Regions from separate parts of the Mus musculus genome. Here region 2 is linked to region 1. Evidence: chromatin loops called from intact Hi-C (ENCODE). Cell type or tissue: heart. All regions are shown on one strand. Each heading gives the region's core, and the rest is flanking DNA. Links, peaks and the distances in the headings are about the cores only.

Evidence for each region. A loop is a pair of places that touch in the nucleus more often than their neighbours do. Peaks named below come from ENCODE experiments on the same cell type or tissue, not always from the same donor. Only the 100,000 strongest peaks of a DNase experiment are listed, where the experiment ranks them.
Region 2: a loop joins it to region 1, with 2.1 times the contacts of the local background. A loop is called at or near these places in 1 of 42 quality-filtered maps.

The regions. Positions count from the first base shown.
Region 1 is chrX:8,191,068-8,195,457 of GRCm38, forward strand. It overlaps Ebp (phenylalkylamine Ca2+ antagonist (emopamil) binding protein), which reads right to left and starts at 2,445. Exons shown (of 5, transcript NM_007898.3): 1 at 1,734-2,445. It overlaps Porcn (porcupine O-acyltransferase), which reads right to left. Exons shown (of 15, transcript NM_023638.4): 15 at 2,779-3,210. The coding sequence ends at 3,109. In heart, for the core only: no CTCF peak of the experiment used is centred there; a DNase peak (open chromatin) is centred at 1,884; H3K4me3 peaks cover 1,947 bases; H3K27ac peaks cover 1,526 bases.
Region 2 is chrX:8,130,111-8,134,500 of GRCm38, forward strand. It overlaps Wdr13 (WD repeat domain 13), which reads right to left and starts at 2,748. Exons shown (of 9, transcript NM_026137.5): 1 at 2,177-2,748; 2 at 1,275-1,515; 3 at 146-255; 4 at 1-23. The coding sequence starts at 2,217. In heart, for the core only: no CTCF peak of the experiment used is centred there; DNase peaks (open chromatin) are centred at 2,061 and 2,401; H3K4me3 peaks cover 1,754 bases; H3K27ac peaks cover 1,781 bases.

The sequences.
Region 1 (4,390 bases), core at 292-4,291:
GTGGCTCACAACCATTTCTAACTCCAGTTCCAGGGGATCCAACACCTTCTGGCTTCTGTGGGCACATACATACATGCAGTCATAATACTCATATAAAATAATACTCATAATAGTCATAATACTCAAATACACATATAAAATAAAATAAATCTTAAAAAGGGACCATAGCTCAGATCTGAAACCTTATAAAGAATAAAGGCTTGGCTGAGGCCCCTGGCAAGTATAGCAACAAGAAGCGGGCCTGGCTTGTGACAGGAGAGCTAGGTAGAAAATCGAGTAGCCATGAGAAGGAAAAAGGTCCTCCTCACTCTCTCGGTAGGAATGGCAGAGATGTTGACGTATTTGACAAGGTCACCTGTAAAAGAACTATAAACCCTTCTGCGAAACAAACAGCACAAACCTGTCAAAACTGGGTAATGGACTCAAATCCAAAGTCCTTGCCAAACATGCATAAAGATTTCTTTGATCAACAAGTTTTCTCTACCATCTTCACCGGCAAGTAAGTACTGAAATCTACTGCTTAAGCACAGTGCATTAAAAAAAAAAAAAGTCCCCAACCACACACTTTCCTTTTTTTTTTTCTTTTCTTTTGTTTTTGGTTTTTTCAAGACAGGGTTTCTCTTTATAGCTCTGACTGTCCTGGAGCTCACTTTGTAGACCAGGCTGGCCTCGAACTCAGAAATCCACCTGCCTCTGCCTCCCAAGTGCTGGGATTAAAGGCGTGCGCCACCACCTCCCGGCTCACACTTTCCTTAATATTTCCACTCAGTTATATAACACTGCATGGTAGCACATACCTGAAATCCCAACATTCTGCGGGGCGAAGCTGAAGCATTGCCATAGCTAGCCTGGTCTACCTAGAAAGTTCGGGGAAGCTGGGCATGGTGGCGCAGGTCTTTAATCCCAGCACTTGGGAGGCAGAAAGTTCAGGGTAGCCAGAACTAAATAGCAAGATACTACATTCAAACAAACTTAGACATTAAGTAGCTTCCAAGACCTCCAAGTCAGATAAAGAGCTTCTGCTGGGTGCCTAGGTGCATTCCTTTCCTTTGTCAAGTGCAGCAGAAACTCTCTAACTTTGCTTCATTGTGATACCCCCTATCGTTTTTTTCTGACACAGCGGGTTTCAAGGCCGCTGGTACACCTAGGCAGAGGCTCCTGAGGCTCTAAAGAGGAATCATCAGATTGTACTGCCAGCATCATCGAGTTGTACTTCTGGTTGCTAGTCACAGAGTATGATCACAGTCTGGTGGGCGAGTCACTGTCAACAAGCCAGGTCCTAGCACTTTGGGGCTCAGTTTGTTGGAAAGACACAGGAATGTAGTCGGGGTGCACTGCAGGGTCCAGTGGCTGAGATTTAACTGGACGCTACTCCCACCCGCAGGGGGCTGCAGAGATGAGGAATCAGAGCTGCGGCCCCAAGCACCACGTTTCAAAAGCAAGAGTCCAGGCAATTAGTGTGCCACCCTGCAACAAGCTAGAAGTAGCAAAAGCAGGGGTCTCACGGGCGGCGCTAACCAAGAGAAAGGAAAACAAAGCCCAGAGACCACCAATCACAACCAGAACCCTCCACTGTAGCTGCCCAACGAGAGGGCGAGTCTTCCGTCGTCTGGACAACCGATTTAGGGCCCGGGTCCCGCGCAAGCGCAGGGTAGGGCAGGACTCGCAGGCAAACCGCTGTCGTGGAGGGTCTGGGCACGTGGAGGGGCTCGGACAAGCTGGCTGGCACTCACCCCAGGCGGCGCGATCGCAGGGCGACTTCCTAACACAGGCTTGCGACTTTCCAGGAAGACCTGCAGGCTCCCTAATAGCCCCAGTTCCGCTCAGCTCTAGCGCTTCCCCGCCCGATGGAGCGGACCAATAGTGAAGTGGAGAAGGTGGCTTCTGCCAATAGGAGTCCTCCGAATGTCGCAGGCCCTGTCCTCGCCTATGGTGTCATCTTCCCTGTTGGCTGAGACCAAGTCAGGAGTAGGGTGGAGACCTCCAAGGTCTGTGGGCGCTTTCTCCCGATAGCAAATCTATGCTATTCTGAGCTTCAATTTCCCTGCCCTCTTATCAATCGCACAAGATGAGGCTGAAATTTGAAACCCTCAACATTTGCTAGTGACCGGAGTTGCGTGGTCTTCTAAGTTTTCTAGGCAACCAATCAGTTCCCGGACCCATTCTTAGCCCAAATGCAGAGAATACGACAGGTGGATTACATTCAGTACAAACAAACCTAGCGCCCACCAGAGCTCAGAACTCTCCAGTCCTAACAGCATCGGTCACCTTCAAACCCTCACTCCTGCTGAGCAGTTGGTGTAGACTCTCAACAGTGCCAGTTCTTAAAAGCCAAACAGAAGGCATGACGGTAAACAAGTTGGCAAACAGACCTCGTCAGCATTTAGTCAGAATATTGATCATCTCAAACTGTCATTTTAATTATTACCTACGGACCAGTAGGCATCAACCCTTCTTCTGTCTTGCCCTACCCCGCCCCGTTCGAATCTGACGAACCAATCAGTACAGGGATCCCCCAGTTTTCCATGAAGTATTACTAAGCCTCCCCCACAAAATCTGTCCCTGCTCTACGCAAGCAGGACCAGGACCCCGCCATCATAGACTCATTAGCCAATCACAGACCATGTTGAATTCATCGCGAATAGATCACAATTTTATTTTCCCTCTCCACGATTTTCAGTTTCCAAACCTTTATGTGTGGTGGAATTTCTTTGCTTTCCCTTTTTCCCCTCTGATCAGTGAAAAAAAAAAAAAAAAACAAAAAACCAAAAAACCGAGCCTGTTGTGTAAGTTCTACTTTTATTCGACAATAACAAACTGCATATAAAAAAGGGAGACGGCAGGCGCAGAGGCCCTGGATCTGCTCCTGTCTGCTTTCCCAAGTATCCATCGTTCCTTGGCCCAATAAGGACCACCCCCTTCCTGCCTGGTGGCGGGGTGAGGATTGACAGGCATAGAAAGTTGTGTGTGTTCCTATGTTGTGTGGAGGGGTGTTGGGGGTCAAGAATGGATAAGGGAAAAGGAGTAGAGAAAGGGTCTTTTCTCATCCCCCATCAGAGTTGGCACCCTAAGGAGGGGTATTGAAGGGGATTATGATGGTCATATGCCTCAGCCTATGAGACGGTAGAAGATCCAGCATCCAAAAGTGACCCAGTGACTGGCCCAGCTGAGCTCTGACCACTTGTGGACAGTGTATGCCATGCCGTAGCCCTGTGGGAGAGAAACAAGTCATGATTTTGAAATTCAACAAGGACAGTGAGTCTCCGGAAAACCCATCTCTTGCCCAGGGATCTTTGGTATTTCATATTCCTGAGTAAAAGAAGGGTCTAGGTGCTTATCAAGGGTGACCAGATACAGTTTGGTTTCTTCTTCTTTAAAGATCATTTTAAGGGGCTGAGTATACAGCTTGATGGGAGGGTCTACATGGGGAGGCCCCAGGTTTTGATTTCCAGCACACCAAAAAGAGTTATTTTAAAAATATGTTGGATGTGGTGGGTCATGCTGATCCCTGAGGTCGTTTGTATATGAGACCACTAGAAATCTGAGTGTCTACCAATACAGGACAAAGTAAACCCTGACAAATTCTTGCAATGAAAAAAAAAAAAAAGGAAGACTGTGTACTTAAAAAATTGGGGGAAGCCAGACGTGGTGATGCACACCTTTAGTCCCAGCACTTAGCACTTGGGAGGCAGGCCGATTTCTGAGTTCGAGGCCAGCTTGGTCTACAGAGTGAGTTCTAGGACAGCCAGGGCTACACAGAGAAACCCTGTCTCAAGGGGAAAGAAATTAAAATATAGAGTGTATGTTTTTGATATGCTTTGAGGAAGTGGGTTAATAGAATAAAATTGAATGTGTGCACATTTTGCAGTGAGTCTCTACAATACTTACTTTTTTGGTTTGTTTTAGGGGTGCTAAAGATCACATTCCAAGCATGGCAGGCAGACAAAGGCTCTACCACTGAGCTATACTCCCAGCCTTAAAGTCTTTTTTTTCAAGGCAGGGTTTGTGTGTGTGTGTGTGTGTGTGTGTGTGTGTGTGTGTGTGTGTGTGTAGCCCTGGTTGGCCTGAAGCTTACTATGTAGACCAGGCTGGCCTCAAACTCACAGAAATCCACCTGCCTCTGCCTCCTGAGTGCTGGGAGTAAAATCATGTACTACCACAGCCAGAACTAAAATGTTTTAAGAAGTGGTAAAGCCTGACATGGTGGTGTGCGCCTATAATGTCGATTTGGGAGGCTGAAACAAAGAGCAACGTTTTCTCTAAAAAGAAACCAAAGTGGGCTTGACGGCTGACTCTCGTAATCTTTCTTTTTCTCAAGACAGCGTTTCTCGGTGTGGCCTTGGCTGTCCAGTAACTTCATCTGTAGACCAGGCTGGCCTTGAACTCAGAG
Region 2 (4,390 bases), core at 319-4,318, 61 kb before region 1:
TGGGTACCACACTGCCAGGAGGCCTGAGCCCCAACAGGAGGTGGGAAGGGGTGATAGGAGGTAGGTATGGGTGTTCAGACTGCCACGTCCCAGGGCCCCTCTCCTCCTGGTGAATCTCCACCCCCTGCCTGCCTCTGGTATGTACCTGTCCTCATAGACTGCACGGTTCATTTGTGCCTGCAGCTGGTAGGAACCTCGGCTGACAGATCGGCGGTGTCCTCGAGCCCCCAGGGCTCTGGGGTCATCTTCAAAGTCCTGCAAAGAGAAGAGGGTTGGGGATGGTGCATACCTCTAATTCCAGCACTTTGGGAAACTGAGGCAGGAAGGTCACCGTGCTCAAGGCCTGCCTTGGCTACACAGTGAATTTGAGGCCAGTCTGGGTGAGATCCTGTCTCAAAAAGAAGAGAAATTGGGCTGGTGAGATGGCTCAGTGGGTAAAAGCACCCAACTGCTTTTCCGAAGGTCAGGAGTTCAAATCCCAGCAACCACATGGTGGCTCACAACCATCTGTAACGAGATCTGACTCCCTCTTCTGGAGTGTCTGAGGACAGCTACAGTGTACTTACATATAATAAATAAATAAATAAATAAATAGAAATTAATCTCTGAGATGAGCTTAAATCTGGGGCCTGACTTCTCGTCACCACACATGGCGCCAGCCACCACTGTCACTGCTCACTTGTGTGGTTTCAACAGTTTCTTCACTAGTGCCTTTGTTTCTGTCCTTCCTTTCCTGTTCCAAACATCCTTAGTACATACATGCTTTCCTCACAAGGGATGACTACTTTCTTCCCAGAGAAGCACTCAAATCAGTCTCTCACTTCTGTCAGGTTTCGGTGTTCCCTCCCCAGACAAGTCTTCCCTATTAAGCACAGCTCCCTCCTTTAGCTCAAAGCAGTGACTTTTCATTCTTCTTGGCCATGTTGAGAATAGAACCATCAGTCTCATACATACTAGGCAATCACGCTAGTTACTGAACTATATCCATGCACCAAACACTTGTGTTCCTTTTTGCTTTTTAAGTCTGTTGTATGTTACTATCTTTGCATTGCTTACTATACCATGGTAAATTATCAACTCATCAGTCTTACCTGCTCTGTGTTTATCTAATTCACTGTCTGCTTATCAATGTTCATTGACTTGGCTTCTCTATTCCCTTTTAGTCCTCTACTGACCTGGAACAGTACTTTGTACATCACTGATGTTTGACCAAAAACTATGGTGACTACAGAGGCAGGGGAGATACATGGCGGGTGGTGCAGCTAGGAGCTCACCTCCATTCGATCAAGGGTTGTTCGGCTGCTGCGGACAATGCTGTTGCTATAGGCACGAGCACTGCCTGGTTCTGAGAGTGGCCCGTACCGTTGGCCCAATAGCTGGCCCCGTAGCCTCAGGTACTGCCGACGCAATGCTGGGGGGTGACCAGCTTTGGCATTCTCCCGAAGCAGCTGGCTGCGCCGGCGGATATACTGGGTCCGAAACTGTGGAAACGTTGGTGTACGGTAGGCGTTGTACCTGTGGGGTCCAGGAGGCAGGGCAGGCAGCAGGCACAGGACAGAGGGAATAAATCAGCTCGAGGTGGTACAAGGTTTGGCAGTGACTGGGATGGTAAGAGTGAACAAGAGCAGCAAAGGGGGATTTCTCTTGGGATTGTGATGGGGGGCAATTATGCAATAATTAGTGGTTATGATGAAAAGATCACTCTAGCGACAATATAGTCAATTTGCAGCTCTGTTGGGGTCAGTCTGGGCCAGCTGTAATATCAGTCTAGCATGATGACATACGTCAGATTGGTAATGTACAACAATGGAGGTTAGGGTCAGATAACGGTAGAGGTTAGTATGGGGTAGCAATTGTAATAATAGTAGGGTAGTGATATCGAGAAAAGTTGGGGAAGAGGATAAGCAATGAGGGACTAGATAGGAAGTCACCAGCCTGACTTCCACTACCCACTCAAAGACAGTCTGCGCATGTCCATTTCAAACCGCATTTTCCCAGCATGCTCTTTAGAACCGGCTCCAGCCCAGGCCACTTAACCGCAGGACTATCCCACACCAAGCTACTGCGCATGCTCACGCAGCCGCACCAGCCAACTTCTCCGCCCAGCTGCACTTATCGCCATTGCTCATGCACCACAGTAAGTTCCTCTCCCATGGGCTCCAACCCCACGCCTCACCTCGCGTCCACTGCTAATACTTGCTGCCACACCGCGGCCATTCCCTGGCTTCCTTCTTTGGTTTGTCTGCCTGCGGGAGCCTGCAGGGCAAGGGCTTGGAATGTCAGCGTCCCAGGCAGAGAAAATCTAGTTCCGCCCACCAGGTGACAGTTGCCATAGACACGAAGTCCCTCCACACAGGTGATGTCGCGAAATCCCACTGGGTCGTTAGCGTGGTCATCACCCCAGCCCTGCCTTTCCTGGGCAGCACTCCGGTGACTCACAGCAGCAGTTCAGACATGACCCCGCCCTCTCCAGTTGCCGTAGCAACGCCCCTCCCCCCCATAGCAAGTCTTGTTTGACATTCCCCACCCATCAAGCCTTCTGCCCTCCGCCTTCCCTTTTCTAGTCCTAGAGCATAGCTCAGGATCCAGGACCACCTCCGGGGCTACCCCTAGCTCTTGAGGCGCCCCCCCCCCCCGGCGACCCTGAGCCCAGTGTCACCGGTTCCTTCTCTCTCTTCTCCCTGTCTCAAGCTCCAGGCAAGATGGCTGCCTGCAACGAGAAAGAGCTGCGGAGCACAGAGCAAATCGATAGGAACCTTTCCCGGGGCGTGGGAGCCTCGCAGGCGCATTAAAGGACTGTAGTTTCCCATACAAGGACCGAGGCTCCACCCCTTGAGTTCTATTCATTTCCCTCTTGACACCTTTTGTATACACAGGGATAATGTACTGTGATCAGAAGGACAAGAATGCGTGTGCCAACCACTAGCTAAAAATCAGAAATAAGACTTTCTCATGAAAGTGGTTTAGGCTGCTTCTTAGCAGCACACATTTGGCCAGGCAAATAAAATATATGCAGAGACTGACTCCTGGAACATTCTCTAGTTCCTAGCGCAGTGATGAATCTCTAAACACCTATGCGATGGGAAGAATCCATGTGTATCTTCACTGGGACTAACTGGACTTGAATGGTTACCCCTAGGAAACTTGAGTATCTTAATAAAAATATGCAATTAGGAAAACAAGCTTTGGGGCTGTGACCTAAGGAAAGGAAAGTATCCCAATCGTCTGTTATATTCACCTTAAGCTAGAATTTGTATCTTGAGTATTCCTCTCAGTGTCAAAAACAGAAATTCCAAGGTTGAAATTCAAGATGTTTAGTCTAGCATAATGGTAATCCTAGAAGAGGGTGATGTAGGGGATAGAGTGGCAGGAGGATCATGAGTTCGAATGCAGTCTGGCCTATGTAGTCAAATCCAGGACTACATCCTGGACTACATACTTTAAATAGCAAGCAAGCGCCGGGCGTGGTGGCGCACGCCTTTAATCCCAGCACTTGGGAGGCAGAGGCAGGCGGATTTCTGAGTTCAAGGCCAGCCTGGTCTACAAAGTGAGTTCCAGGACAGCCAGGGCTATACAGAGAAACCCTGTGTCAAAAAAAGAAAAGAAAAAAAAGCAAGCAAGCAGGATGGAGATAGCTCAGGGCTGAAAATCAAGCCAGGAACTGAAGCAGAGATCATGGAGGAACACTGCTTATCGGCTTGCTTCTCAAGGCTTGCTGTAGCCTGCTTCTTCAACCCAGACTCACCTGCCCACAACAGTTATTAGGCAAGAAAATGCCCCTGCAGGTATCCCCATAGGACAGTCTGATAGAGACTCAGTTAAGGGTCCTTCTTTCCAAGTGACCATAACTTGTGTCAAGCTGACAAAAAACTAACCATCAACTAAATAATGTCTTTTTAGGTTGCCTGAAGTGAGGAATAAAAAATAGGTAAGTGAATCCTATTGGTATCTCCTCTGTCACCCTATCAGTGTTTTAAAATATCCCCTGCAATATAGCTTAAAAAGAATAAATTATTTCTTGGCACAAACATGTAGCCTTAACAAGACCCTAAGTATTCATCGGATAGAGTGCTGGACACTGTTTAAGTAGCTTGCATGCATTAATCTAATTTCTTATTGTACAGGGGATAGGACCCAGGGCCTTAGACATCCTAGGCCAGCCAGTACCTTTTGTTTTAAAAACGACGTGTCATGTAACCCAGGCTGCCTTCCAACTCATTATGTTACAGAGGATAACTGAGCTGGTCCTCCTGTCTCTACTGCCTAGGTATTGGATCATCACAAGTGTCCTTTATTGTTTTTTGTTTGAGACAAAGTCTTAATTAGGCCAGGCTGACCTTCAGCTGGATACGCAGTTGAGAGTGGCCTTGAATTTCTCACCCTTCCTTCT